Regions from separate parts of the Mus musculus genome. Here all the other regions are linked to region 1. A link is a loop called in an ENCODE intact Hi-C map of the cell type or tissue named here. Cell type or tissue: heart. All regions are shown on one strand.

Region 1 (5,000 bases):
GACAAGCTGCCTTGTAAGAACACCAGTGCTCTTGGGTCGTCATTACAGGCTGTGTGCCTACAGGCTGTTCACTTGCATAGCCCTGAAGTCTCACAGGATCCTGGGTGGGAACTGCTGAAGGCTGCAAGCACACTGTGCCCCAGGCTCTCACACCACCACACAGCCAGCCCCGTTCCTGCAGTGTCCCAGAGCTGGGTCATGGGCTAGCACTAAGTCCATGGGATGCTCATGATGGCCTCAGGCTGGTTGGCAAGTGCATGCTCCCTCTAGGCCCTCAGCAGCTCTTCTGTAGTAGGTAGAGTGGGCAGAAGAGGAGCGGCTAAAAGGAAGAGAGGGAGGTGCAGGCTGGGAAAGGCTCAGCTAAAAAGTCAGCCCTGGACTCCCTCAGACCTCTCTGTCTCACTTCAGTCTGTTTTCTGTTGCTATAACAAACAACCAAGACTGGGAAATTTATAAAGCAAAGGGACTTATTTATTTACTGTATTGTTTGGAAGCCAAAGACGACCCTGGCTGCTTTTGGTGAGGGCCTCACTGTGCATTTCAAAATAGCAGATGACATCACATGGCAGGAACATGTATAAGAGTGGCCAGTAAGAGTGAGCCTGAGAGGGCGAGGGGAGATACCAGGCACATTTCATAACAGCCCCTCCTATACGAACCAATCCTGCCTCCACAGGAGTCAGAGCTCACTCTCTAGAGAATAAGCCACACTCTGATAAAGGTCACACATGCGCTTACACTGCAACCCTGGGCCCAAGCTTCCGCACAAACCCTACCTTGTACCACTTCTGAGATGAGAAGTGTGAAGGGTGATGGGGGAAGGGGGGAGGGAGGAGGGTGGAGGGAAAGGGGACAGAGAGGAAGGGATGGAGAGGAAAGAAGAGAAGAGAAGGAGAAAAAGAATAAAGACAGAGCTTAGGCCCTGAGCACCTCACATCAGCTTCTCCCAGCGACCCAGGCCAGGATGCTCCTGCCTGGCCAAGACTGTTACAGACATGCTAGGCTGAAGAGACACCTGCCCCACTGTGTGTGGTCCTGGGCCACAGGCCCAGACTCCATGGGCAATTCGGGCAACTCTCACCCAATATATCCTTTGTTTTCCAGCCAACCAGAGCTCATCAGGGAGTATGGCTGGGGTAATACCAGGAGGGCTCTTATACTGCCAGCTACACCTATGTGGTAAAACTGGTGTAAGTGTCATGCCATCTTCCTACACTTGCTTGCCCACAGCAATCACTATGGAGGACAGCCGGAACCTGGCCAGCATTCCTAGAGTTGGGCAGGGGTAGGGACATTTCAGCAGATCCCAAGGGGGAAGCTGTGGCTGACAGCTATCATGCCATACTCTGCTGGCCCTTGAGACTCTGTGGCTCATTTGTCAAGTGTGTAGTCAAGCCTACTGTATACCTACAATGTGCCAGCCACACGTACAATGACAACATGGAAAATCCATGCCCTGAGGCTGTGGAAGAGAATCCTTCCACATGAATATTGAACATAAGAAGACAGGAGCCATGGGGTGGGTCTTGAGGGAAGTCCCTGGCCTTGGTGGCACTTTCAGAAGGATTAGCAAATGGGAATCCAGAGGTGTATCAGAGAAGCAGTGATCATACCAAAGGTCCTCAAAAAATGCAGCCTGGGCCAGGCCTGGTGGCACACACCTTTAATCCTAGCACTTAGTAGGCAGAGGTAGGCAGATATCTAAGTTTGAGACCAGTCTGGTATAGAATGGCAAGCTCCCGGCCAGCTGGGCAATACAGTGAGACCCTATCTCAACCCCCCCCCCCCCAGCCTGGAAAACAGGCCTCCAGGCTGACACAGAAGAGCATCATCACCTGGGCCTGGCTCAGAACCGTGAACAATCTTGTCTCACAACTGTCAACTTTTTCCTTTCAAGATTCTTTTAAATGATGGCTTGTTTAACTGCCAACATCAATTGGCTGGCAATTTCATGAACAAATGGTTTTCTGCTTGTCTCTGAGTCCGGCCACTTTTATTTGTCCCTGAGTATTTGGCAGGAACTGGTGACATCAATAAGGAGATGTCAATTTTTAACAGCCACGTGACATGTAAAACCTCAGATGGATTTTCCGTCGGCAAACAGGGCGCCTGGAGGAGCAGTTATTAACAGCCCTGGGAGACACATGGGCAAGCCCAGGAGACAACACTCCGGATGTAGACTGGATTAAGGAGACACTGTAGGCACCAGACCTCCAAGCATCATAAATAAAGCTGAAATTTTAGACTGTGCTTGAACCCTCTGCTGTCATAATCGTTTAGGTCACGGCGGGTTTGATGTTTTATAGCAAAATGACAAATATCTTTCTTAACTGCTGAGTGAGGAGCCCGCTGGCGTAACCAGCCGAGCTGCCCACTGCAGGTGAGTGGGAGGCTTCTCGGGTGGGAGGAGTCATCACGCGGCACATGTGCTCTGTCTGGGGTCTGTTTTCTCACTGTCCCCACTTCCCATCATGTGGCCTTCCTTCCACACCTCTGGTGGCGCATGAGGTCTGGATCCCACCCTGTTCCCAGAAATGGCCAAGGCCCAACAGAGCCAAGGAGAGGGCAGAAAAAGGAATGGCAGTAGAACAGTGCGGTGAAGTAGCAAGGGTGGACGAGGAAGGAGGCCTGGAAGCAGTGGGTGACTCCTTGACAGCTGGAGGTCACTCCCAAATCCCTGCTGCTGACCCAATGCCCAGACACAAGCCTAAAGGATGTCACCAATGTACACGGACAAGTCTTAGGGAGTGTCAAGAGCTAGGAAACCAGTTCTGTCCTTGTCGGAATACCTTTACCTCGTGGGTCTTGTGATTAAGTCAGGTCGCAACCTTGAAGGTGCTGCTGTCAGCCTCTCATAAGCCCCCTGGTTTGAAGGGCAAACATTAGTTCCAAGAAATGCCTTTTTAAAAGAATTATAAGTTTACTTATTTTGAGTGTGTGTGTATGTGTGTGTGTGTACCCACTATAACACATGTGTGGAGGTCAGAGGACACCTTGTGGGGGTCAGTTCTCCACCATGCTACCACATGGGGACTGAACTGATCAGGCTTGGTGGCAGGTACCTTTATCTGCTCAGCCACTCACTAGCCCCCCCCCCCCCAATGTTCTGAAATACAAATTCCCCATTGTCTTCCCCTGAAGCCTAGCACTGGGTCATGCAGTCCTTCTCAGTGAACTCCCACATGGTGTGTCATGGGTGGTGCCATAGGCTGGAAATAAACCTTTCCACCATATGCTCTCTAGGTCTCTCCTCTGCTGCCTCAACAGGAGGTCCCTCCTTTCTCCATTCAGCATCCTGTCCGTCAACACTTGCAGTTGTTCCCCACCCCAACTTTCTCCTCGCCACCCCACAGCTGTTACGAGGTGCTTGGAGCCAAACTGCTGACATCTTCATGAGATCCGCTGTGCCTATTTGGGAAAGGCCCCCAAGACTGAGCCTGCTGAACTACAGCACTCCTTCCGAGAAGCAGGGTGTGGGGAGGGTCCGTGGAGTACTGACTATCTAGCAATCCCTCCCAACCGCTTGTATACAATTTTGCATACCTGCACGTGCCTTGGGTCTCTGGGAAGTACTAGAGAGTATAATATTGGGGATGACTAGAGGAAGGGGGTGGTCTCTATAAGGCTAAGAGGAAGTGGTCGTCATTGCTGGGTGAGCTCCACACTTGTGTCTGATAAGGGTGAAATCCTATTTTGGTGTGTCTTTGAGACCTTGGGAGAAAGGGGTTGGGTTGTTTGCCCATCCTCTCAGCCCCTGAACCATCCTCATCTCCACTATCTTGGTTCTAGGCCTCTCCACAAATTCCCTGCTTTCCCCCCTTTTTCCCCTTGCAGCCTGCTGCAGCCATCAGCCCTGTTTACCAAGTCTTTTCTCTGCTTGGCAACCTGTGTCCCCAACCCCACCTCCTATCCTTAATCCCCCTTTCTGCTCTGATAGCCTGGATTCTTACACACTTCAGGTTTCACTGGACTGACACCCGTTAAGGTCTACAAGGTAAAGGCTTGGTCCCTTTGGTGATGGAATCTTTTAAAGATAGGCCTTGCTGGAGGTCTTCAAGTCACTGGGCACATGGCCTTAATGGGGACACCTGTCCCTCTTCTCTGTTGCTTTCTAGCCACAGGGTGAACACATTTGTTCTGTCACATACTGCTACCATGATGTTGCCTTGTCACAGGCCCAAAGCAATGTAACCGCTAGACTGTGGACTAGAACAGTACATCTGTGAACCAAAATAACCTCCCTCTTTATAGGCTGGTCATCTCAGGAGTGTTCCAGGGACAGAATGCTAAGGCAACCGCCCTCTTAAAACTAATGGCAAATGACTTCCAGTATTTCCCTCATTACCTTCCCCGACTTCAGCTTTTGACACTGAATTTGTCACCAAATACATGCCATATTTGACTTTACTTGATTTATCTCCAGACAGATTTCCCTTGCTTTTGCCTCCCCAACTCCCAGAAGAGGGCCTGACACCTGTCATTACGCAGTATTTGTGATGTAACAAACCCGTACAGGCAGTCTGTGGATATGCCATGCCAGGTAGTAGGAACCAGACAGGCTGCCCGGCAAGGATGGACGATGTGTATGTAGTGGACACCTGTCAGCTTGCTTGGCTCTAAGTCAAAAGCTTTCTGAAACAGACATAATTCTGGCCAATTTGGGTTACCTAGGGTCGGTGGAAACAATCCTGGGAACTCCTGGTCTGGACAGGCATGGCAGTCATTTGTAAACCCAGGATTCAGGACTCATAGGCAGGAAGCTTGGGAGTCAGAGGTTAGCTTGGACTGTGTGACTACATGGCATGATCCTGTCTCAGACAAACAGACAGACAGACAGACCACCACCTCCCCACTCTTGAAGGAAAAATGAACTCTGTGGTTTCTGTTGCTTCTGGGAAGCCCAGAGACATTAATGCCTGAAGACTTTCTGAGATGGTCTCTGCGGAAGCACATGCAGGCATTTAACATCTTTCTGGGGAGGCTGCGGCCTCTGCCTAACC
Region 2 (5,000 bases), 580 kb after region 1:
TACACATAGTTTTTAACTAATATTTTTAATTTTTAGTGTGTATGTCATGAATGTAAGTGTGTGTGTGTGTGTGTCCACAGAAACCAGAAGATAATGCCAGATGCCCCGGAGCCGTAGTTATAGGCCTCTGTCATCTGCCCTATGTGTGTTCTGGAAACCAAACTCTAGTCCTCTGGTAAAGCAAAAGGCGCTATGAAATATGAACAAATTGCTTGATTGAAAAGAAAGGTCTGAAGCTGAGTTGAAAAGACTTTGCAAAGATAAAACGTGGATTTGAATTAGCACTTGAAAAATTAGGAAAGCACAGTATTGCTTAGATTTTTCAAAACCTACCTTAATTATGATTCTTTAATGCTTCAACCTCCCTCTGGTCCACTACCCACCAGAGGTAGGGGAAAAGAAAGGTTGATAGGAAACAGGGGTTGTTGACCTGTTTAGAAATAGTTCTTTGGGGCGATTTCAATCTTTGCTGTTAGCAGTCCAGCCCACCACCGAAACACCAAACAAGAATCAGCAGTGGCAGTCCAGTCTATTCGGCAAGCGGCTCGATCTAGAAGGAACTGCAGGACTCCCGATCTACACTAGTCCACAGAAGTGGCAAGAAGCAACCAGCTTGCCACCAAAAGGTTTCTGATGCATTTTTCTCTACAAAGTCACAACAAGCAAAGAGTTGCAAGGCAAACCCATCCCAAAGCAGTGCACCCTGTCTGTTGGGTTATACTTATACTCTTTCCATTGCACACTGTCTGTTGGGTTATACTTATACTCTTTCCATTGCACACTGTCTGTTGGGTTATACTTATACTCTTTCCATTGCACACTGTCTGTTGGGTTATACTTATACTCTTTCCATTGCACACTGTCTGTTGGGTTATACTTATACTCTTTCCATTGCACACTGTCTGTTGGGTTATACTTATACTCTTTCCATTGCACACTGTCTGTTGGGTTATACTTATACTCTTTCCATTGCACACTGTCTGTTGGGTTATACTTATACTCTTTCCATTGCACACTGTCAGTTGGGTTATACTTATACTCTTTCCATTGCACACTGTCTGTTGGGTTATACTTATACTCTTTCCATTGCACACTGTCAGTTGGATTATATTTATACTCTTTCCATTGCACACTGTCGGTTGGGTTATACTTATACTCTTTCCATTGCACACTGTCGGTTGGGTTATACTTATACTCTTTCCAAACAGCATGTGCCTCTCTAGAGTTTACTCCAGAAAAACATCACATGACACAACCGAGTCTCCAATGAACCAGAAATTTTTAACCAGAGAGGGGGGAAAAAGCCTGGAGTAAACTATTTTGCTAAAGAAGATGGTTTAGCAAATAACAGGAGGGTAGTCTCAGATTTATTTTATAGGCAAATAAGAGGGTTTGATACTTCAGGCACGCGGTGAGCCATTCCAGCAAGAATACAATCAGGAGGAGATTGTTCCTCTCATGACAACTAGATAGGCAAAAGAAAGACCAAAACGAGCCCAGTGTCTCCTTCTAGGACATACTCCCCATGACTTAACATCTTCCTCATAAGCCACACCTCCTGAAGGTCGCAGCCCCTCCCAATAGCATCAAACTGAAAAGGGAACCGTTCTCCCAGAAGCCTTTGGGGGAACATTCAGAATCCTGAGTATAGCACTAACTCATTTAAGCCAGAGCTCCTTGTAAGTCTAAGACAAGCCTGTACTCAGCCAGTGTCCACTGGACAAGCATGAGGGACCCTGCTTCCCTCAGACCACATCTTTTTGCACCGGTTGGATCTGTTTGTTGGTTAAACCCTATGAGATCAGTGAGCATCCTTCAAGGCTCCTGAAGCCATCTGTCTCTCAGCCTTGCCTTGGACTTTCCAGGGACATGTATCTTGTGGGACCCTTGGTCTTCGAGCTTTCTGGTCCCTTTGCTTCTCTTTTCTTTGGCTCCGATGGCTGTGTTCATCTCTTTACAGCTGAGGCAAAGATTACATGAGGCTAGGGAGATGGCTCACAGGGTCGTGGGGGGCAAGGTGTGAGGATGTGAGTGTGCATGCATGCACATGTGCATGTGTATTATAATAACAATCATACTAAAATATCATTCTAAAGATCAAGTATGCATATTGTCTTAGCTAGGGTTTTAGGGTTATGAACAGACAGATGACCAAGGCAACATTTAACTGGGGCTGGCTTCAGGTTCAGAGATTCAGTCTATTATCATCAAGGTGCTAGCATGGCAGCATCCAGGCAGGCATGGTGCAGGCAGAGCTGAGAGTTCTACATCTTCATCTGAAGGCTGCTAGAAGACTAGTTTCCAGGCAGCTAGAACGAGGACTTTAAATCCCACACCCACAGTGACACTTTCCTTTGTGTTGAAGTAACTACTCCAAGAAGGCCACAGCTCCTAATGGTGCCACACCCTAGGCCAAGCATATACAAACTATCACATTCCACTCCCTGACCCCATAGGCTTGTTCAAACATATGCTTCTTGGGGGGGGAGGGCATATCTAGCCATAGCATAGTAAAAAGTACATTTAGTTCAACTTCCAAAGTCTCCATAGTCTATAGCAGTCTCAACAATGTTAAAAGTCTAAAATTCAAAGTATCTTCTAAGATTCATCCAATCACTTAACTATAATCCCCAAAGCAGGACAGGAAAACAGCTGGGCAAACTCCAAACTCTGCATCTCCTTGTTTGATGTTAAAGCTGTCTTCAGATTTCCACTCCTTTTTCATCTTCGTTAACTGCAACAACGTTCTTTCTCCTGGGCTGGTTCCACTCCCTCTGCAGCTTTCGTTAGCAGATATCCTATGGCTCTGGCATCTTGGGGTCTCCAAGGCAACTTCAATGTTACAGCTTCTTATTCTTCTTATTCTAATGTCTGGGATCCACACATGATCTTCTGGGCGCCTCCAAAGGGCTGGCATCACATCTCCAGCTCTGCCCTCTGTAGCACTCTAGGCTCTGACTGACTCCACTCTGCTGCTGCTTCTGTTCTTGGTGATGCATCCCACAGTAATGGCATCTCCAATACACTGGGGTCTTTGGCTTTAACTAAGCTTTACCAATAGCCTCTCATAGGCTCTCTTCATGGTGCCCAGCCTCAGCTTCTTTGCATGAGCCCTTCAGGACTAGGCTGTCAACTGCAACTGAGGGTGCACTGTCACCATTGTCCTTACATGGCCTCTCACAGTGCCAAGCCTCGGATGCTCTCCATAACCCCTTCATACCTTCAAAACCAGCATGTCCTAGGTGATTATCACACACTACCAAGTCCAGCTGCAGCATGTGGTACAACCTTGGCTACCTCTGGAACACAGCTTCTTTGTGCTCTCAGAAAACACTTCCCATATTTCATCTCAGTGATGCTAATCTCTTCTTAATCACCACTAATTTATTAGCTCCAGCTAGCCAGAATCAATTGTCCCAGTAGACCCTTCTGTTCTTGACTCTAAAGCCAGAGCCACATGGTGAAGCTGCCGAGTTCTGCTGCTTGAAGCAGCTGGAACATAGCCCCCTTGTTCTATTATAGTATCAACAGCTTTCTTTCTCTCTCTCTTTCTCTCTTTCTTTCTTTCTTTCTCTCTTTCTTTCTTCCTTCCTTTCTTTCTTTCTTTCTTTCTTTCTTTCTTTCTTTCTTTCTTGTTTGTTTGGTTTTGGAGACAGGGTTTCTCTGTATAGCCCTGGCTGTCCTAGAACCACTTTGTAGACCAGGCTGGCCTCAAACTCAGAAATCCACCTGCCTCTGCCTCCCAACTGCTGGGATTAAAGGAGTGAGCCACCACCACCCGGCATCACCAGCTTTCTGTTTTCCAACTCTGTCACTGCCTAAGCTTGGCTGTCCTGAAACTTTCTCTGTAGACTGATTTTGAACTCAGAGATCTGCATGCCTGTCTCCTAAGCACTGGAATTAAAGGTGTGATCCACCCAGCTTGGATTTAAGTTTTTCTTCACCTAGAACTTGTTCTGTTCTAGACTGGCTTTGAACTCAGGTATCTGCTTAGCTTTGCCTCCTGGGATTAAAAACTTGCACTACCATGCCCGGACCTAAACTTAGCTGTGTGGGATCTTGCCGCAAGGTCACCACTCTCGACCACAAATTAAAATTCTTCTCCTCTGAAACCTCTAGAGCCAGGCTTACACAGTTCAAATCACCCTCAGCAACAAAATCTTCCATATTCCTACTACAATAGCCCATTAAGTCCCACTTAAAGCATCCCAGTGCTTTCCAAATCCAAAGTCCTCAAATCCACATTCTTCCCAAGCAAAGTGTGGTCAGGCCCATCACAGTAATACCCCAGTCACTGGTACCAACGTCTATCTTAGTTAGGGTTTTACTGCTGTGAACAGATGCCATGACCAAGGCAACTCACAGACAACATTTAACTGGGGCTGACTTACAGGTTCAGAGTTTCAGTTCATTGTCATCAAGGTGAAAGAAAGGCAGTGTCCAGGCAGGCACGGTGCAGGAGGAGCTGAGAGTTCAACACCTTCATCTGAAGGCTGCTAGGAGTAGACTAGTTTCCAGGCAGCTAGAACGAGGGCATTAAAGCCCATACCCACAGTGACACACCTACTCCAACAAGACCACACCTCCTAATGGCGCCACGCCCTAGGCCAAGTATAGACAAATCATCACACAATCTTGATCCGTGGGTTATTTTTTTTTGAAGCTGGGCCTCACCTGGTACCTCAGGCTGGCCTTGACTTGACAATCCTACACTTATGCCTCCCGGGTACCAGGTTTGTAGGTACATTGCTACTCTGCTCGACCTCAGACAGGCCCACACACATCGTCTTTTATGGCTTCATTCATGAGGGTGAGGACCACAGAAAGAAGACCACTGAGGTGGTAGTGATGTGTAATGGCAAGAATTCCTTTCCATTCTTTTTATTTTATCTTTTTCTCATACAAGGTCTCACTGTGTAGCCCAGCTGACCTAAACCTAGCTATATAAACTAGGCTGATGTTGACCAACAGAGATCCACCCCTCTTCCTAAGTGCTAGGA
Region 3 (5,000 bases), 140 kb after region 1:
ACCACATTCAAGGACATAGACAAAACTAAAGACAAGACATTCACTCTGCTATGCATACACTGTACACACAGAACATACACTGTACACAATACATATGCCCACATCATCTCCACACACACACATCATAAACCATACTGATGTACAGTGTATACACAACCACAAGGAGATCACACATATACAAACACCACAAGCTTCAGGCTAGAACTTAGCTGGTCCTTCTGTTGTAAGCAGGCTGAGAAGAAAGCCACACAGCCAGTTTCAGACTCAGACCCCCGGAAGGCCAGAAAGATAAGAAGAAATCTGGGAAACTCAATCCAGCCTACCAAAAGAAGTCCAAAAGAGAGTTGTCTGTAAGGATTACCGGGGCGTACAGAAGAGGACTATTGTCCCCATGGTACGTCCTTTGCTTTCCAGGCTATGTGTGCGCATGGCTTTGATAACATTAAAAAGTCAGGCAACATCAACCCCTCACAGCTATAACCTGGGTGGCCCTCAATCTACATACTATTTCACATGCACCCAAAATTCTAATAACTCAAGCATGAGTCCTGCAGATCTGAGCACGACAGATGGAGATGAATTGCTCTCTCCTGGCCCTTCTGGCCCGGCCACTGACTCTGCCTAATTCCTCCCCTCTTTGCTGCCTCACACCTCTGTGATTTACTTGTCATACTTTGCCCAGCCTCTCCAACTCAACTAGGGAAGAATTTCTGGCCTCTGCAAGAAGCCGTTTGCTGGGCATCCCTCTCCCCCACTACATCTGGCCAGGGCACCCTTCTCCCCCACATCTAACTAGGGCACTGCTATCCCCCACATCTGACCAGGGCACTCCCCTCCCTCACATCTGACCAGGTCACCCCCCTCTCCCTCACATCTGACCAGGGCACCCCTTTCCCTCACATCTGACCAGGACACCCCTTCCCTCACATCTGACCAGGGCATCCCTCTCCCCCACATCTGACCAGGGCACCCCCTCCCTCACATCTGACCATGACATCCCTCTCCCCCACATCTGACCAGGGCACCCCCTCCCTCACATCTGACCAGGGCACCCCCCTTAGATCTGGCCAGGGCACCTCTCTCCCCCACATCTAACTAGGGCACTGCTATCCCCCACATCTGACCAGGGCACCCCCTCTCCCTCTCATCTGACCAGGGCACTCCCCTCCCTCACATCTGACCAGGTCACCCCCTCTCCCTCACATCTGACCAGGGCACCTCTCTCCCTCACATCTGACCAGGACACCCCCTCCCTCACATCTGACCAGGACACCCCCTCCCTCACATCTGACCAGGGCACTCCCCCTTACATCTGACCAGGGTACCTCTCTCCCCCACATCTAGCCCCAGTTCCTGCCTGATGCCAGGACCCACTGACTCTTTGTGCTGTGTGCTGGAAGATGTCTCCAGGAGTTCCCAGCTCAGACATGGATGGCATACATACATATACATAAGGGCCAGGGAAGAAGAAAGCAGGAAGGAAACCCAGCACTGAGGGAGAGGTAGATAAAAAGTCCCACTCCTGACCAAGAAGCTATTTGCAATTGATACCTGCCAAGAAGGGGGAAATCAGGTGGGTTTTGTTGTTGTTGTTTTGTTTGGTTTGGTTTGGTTTTTGTTTTGTTTTATTTTTTCCCAGTGGACTGTCACCATGTAAATCAACCACACTTCAGGGCAGGCCTGTGCCCAGGAGTAGCTGGAAAACACAAAATGCTCTCCATGTCTTTTGTGTGTGCACTTTTAATTTTGTTTTGCTATCTTTGGTCTTACCGGGTTTTTGTTTATGTTTATTTCTTTTTTTTTTTTGAGAGAGAGAAAAGGGAAAAGAACATGAAGCAAGGTAAATAGGAAAGTGGGGGAGGCTCTGGGAGGAGATGGGGAGGGGATGATATGATCAGATATATTGTATGGAAAAAATTTAAATAACCCAGTTTGCTCTCCGAGAACGATGCAGGAAAGACCTAAAATGGTCTTTTCTTCACCCAGCTCCACCTCTCAGAAAGAACGATGGTTACGTCACAATTCTTCCACAGCACATCATTTTCTTTACACACTGATGACCATAAGAGCCACGGAGGTTCATGGCAACAGCCACCCAGCAGTCTGCACTTTGGTGACCATAGAGTTCTTCCCACAACTGGTGGCGTTTTCACTCTGTCTGCTCAGCGCCATCCATCTCAGTAGGATGGGAGTGACACCTTGATTAGCCCCGCCCCTCGCACGATCCCGCCGCCCCGCCCACCCCCCCAACCCGTCCCCCAGGTCTGGCAACCCCAAAGGACTCTGGGAAAACTCCAGGCAGGAGCCTCTTCCCAAATGATTTTATGTGTTGGGCACCATTTAGGTCAGTTCTTATACTAGCTATTCAATGTTGCTATGGCCACGATGCCTAATGGAAGTAAGAGAGTACAGATTTTGTTTTGGCTCACTGTTTCAGTCCATCGTGGTGGGGGAGGCACGGCAGAATCTATGGTGGTGTGAGCATGGGGCATACGTTCCTCACATCATGAATGACGGGGAACCAGAGGCCTGACCGGCTAGTGACTGAGGTCCCATCTTCTGCAGGTACCATAGCCTCCAGAGTAGCGCCACCTGCTGGTCAGCAAACAGCAAAACACGAGCCTGGAGCTGGGGCGGGGGTTATTTTGGATTTGAACTCCAAGTTCCTTTGTGAGTCGCCTTGTCTACACAGATGGTCTGGGGAGGTATTGCCCTGATATCCAGCTGGTTAACACAGGATAGAACATTAGCTCTGGAGGCTCCTGGACTTGGATCTTATGAGGTGGCTTTCCAAAAGGAATTAAGATGCTTGCAGCTCCTCACCTTTGGGCTGTGTGTTCAAATAACTACTGTCTGTGCAACTCTCAGACACTGCAAAGAGATGTGCGCGAAGATGCAGCCTAAGTGACAAAGCAAATCCATGCTGGCGATGAAAAGAACGTTCTGGGTAGAGCACTGCCTAGGAAATACTTCCTATCACCACTGACGGCAGCATCTCAGTCCAGGTCTCTTGTATTACTTAATTTTCTCATCAATGAAAAATGCCAACAGAAGCAATGTAGGGGGAGAAGGATTTGTTTTAGCTTGTAGTTTCATGGTCATATTCATAGAAGCAGGAGAGGCTTCTGGCTATGGCTGGCCACAGGAGTGCCTGGTTGTGACAGCTTATTCATATCTCTATGGCCAACAAAGAAGTAGGAATCTCAGGCCAGGACTATAACCCATAAGCCTCCTACTCCATGGTTCTATGCCTTCCAGCTAGACTCCACATTCAAAAGATTATGCGATGGAGACTGGAGAGGTGGCTCAGTGGTTACAGTGCCTACTGACTTTGTAGGGGTTCCCCGTCTCAGTTCCTAGCTCCCACGTGGTGTGACTCACAACTGCCTGTAGCTCCTGTCCCAGGATCTCTGGTGCCCTCTTCTGGCCCCCTCAGGCTCCTGCACACACAGAACACAGGCTCATACAGGCACATACAAATAATCAAAATAATTTTTGAAAGATTCTACAACTGAGGAACAGACATCCATATACATGCGGGGGACACTACATGCTCATGCCACAACACCTCAGGACTTTGGAGGACAAGTTAGAAGGACAGAAGCATCAGAAGTCCTGAATGGCAAAGACTTCTCTAGGCCTGGAGAGCCTGTCCTGCCCTCCAGTGTCCAGCCCACTCCCACATACTTTATCATACTGGCCAGCCTCTGGAGGTCTCATCTCAGGACTGCTTGCTGCTTCCTCCAGAGCCTGCCTACCTGTCACCTAGGCAGACACAACCTTCCTGACCCATTCAGGTTTCTGAACGAATCCGTTAAGGTTGCTGGAAATATTAGGAAGATTCCCTACCCCTCCCACTCTCAACAGCCCACTTGACCAGGACTCCCTTCTAGGAACCTTCCTCCAGGTCATGGAAGGGGAAGGAGCTGAGGGTGGATATACCAAAAGCCAATTGCATCTGTACCTTGGATGCCCTCATTCATAATAGGTTTGCACCCAGCATTGGGAAGCAGGGGCATATGGCTGACATCATATTCTGGTGTTATGTTCCCTTCTCTTCCCACCGTCAAGCAGGACAGAACCCTGGATGTACCCAGGCTGGCTAACTGGTCCACTCCTAAACTGTAAGCTATTTTCAAGATCTTTGAGGCCTTAGTAGAACCCCTTTATTCTTGGACTTTAAGTGTGCTATCTGTGGTTTTCTGAGCAGGGTGGAGCACATGGGAGTCACGCTGTCCTAAGGAAAATTTCCGTGTTATTGAATTAGTACACATTCCACCAGTCAGGCAACTCTCACCTCCTGCCAGCCTTTCTGGTTCTCTCTGGCCTCTAAGTCACTGCCGGGTCCGATCGATACCAGTGTAAACAGCTTTGTCCTGCGTTGTTGGTTGTCCTTCCTGGTTTGGGATGTAATCCATAATTCAGCTCCTATTCCCTGGTTCCACAGGGGCCAAGAGGGTGCTGGGGAGAGGAGTGTCAGGTCAGGAACCAAGGTTTGATGTTCTTGGGTTTAGTTCTAGAAGAAAACAAAACAAAACAAAACAAAACAAAACAAACCAGACCTATCCTGCAGGATGGCAGCCGCTCTGATCTTGATAGATGCGAGCCCCTCTCCCAGAGTCTCAAGTTCCTAAAGCTAGCTGATCTCACATGGCTCAGCTGCCCTCACATCCCTGTATGTCAAGCTTGCTGAAGACAATTTGTTAAGAACCATCAGCTCAGCCCATAATGAGGCTCAGCCCTTCCATTCCTATTCTGGTTGGGGGTGTTACACGGAAGCCGGCTTTCCAGGGATGTTCAGGCATGGCCGTGCTGTATCCTGGCAACCAGATCCAAAGCCAAGTCCTCCTGAGATCCCAGCTCTGGTCCAGCACTGGGGGGGAGAGGGGGCGGGGGGGGGAATGGCCACTGCACAGGGTTGCTTTCATTGTTCTGCCTACTTCTCGAGGGTTTGCTTCCTATTAGACCCTGAGCTGTGGCTGTATTTGGCATATAGAGGT

What was found. A loop is a pair of places that touch in the nucleus more often than their neighbours do. Peaks named below come from ENCODE experiments on the same cell type or tissue, not always from the same donor. Only the 100,000 strongest peaks of a DNase experiment are listed, where the experiment ranks them.
Region 2: a loop joins it to region 1, with 2.7 times the contacts of the local background. A loop is called at or near these places in 2 of 42 quality-filtered maps.
Region 3: it touches region 1 in a loop (2.1-fold over the local background); 9 of 42 quality-filtered maps call a loop at or near these places.

What each region holds. Positions count from the first base shown.
Region 1 is chr7:34,992,112-34,997,111 of GRCm38, reverse strand. The region is part of intron 9 of Pepd (peptidase D); the gene reads right to left. Among named protein-coding and RNA genes, the nearest start is that of Gm35534, 4.5 kb to the right of the region's middle. In heart, no CTCF peak of the experiment used is centred here; no DNase peak of the experiment used is centred here; H3K27ac peaks cover 884 bases.
Region 2 is chr7:34,412,371-34,417,370 of GRCm38, reverse strand. No RefSeq gene overlaps it. Among named protein-coding and RNA genes, the nearest start is that of Lsm14a, 25 kb to the right of the region's middle. In heart, no CTCF peak of the experiment used is centred here; no DNase peak of the experiment used is centred here.
Region 3 is chr7:34,847,425-34,852,424 of GRCm38, reverse strand. No RefSeq gene overlaps it. Among named protein-coding and RNA genes, the nearest start is that of Chst8, 37 kb to the right of the region's middle. In heart, CTCF peaks have their summits at 2,599 (motif pointing left) and 3,416 (motif pointing left); no DNase peak of the experiment used is centred here; H3K27ac peaks cover 267 bases.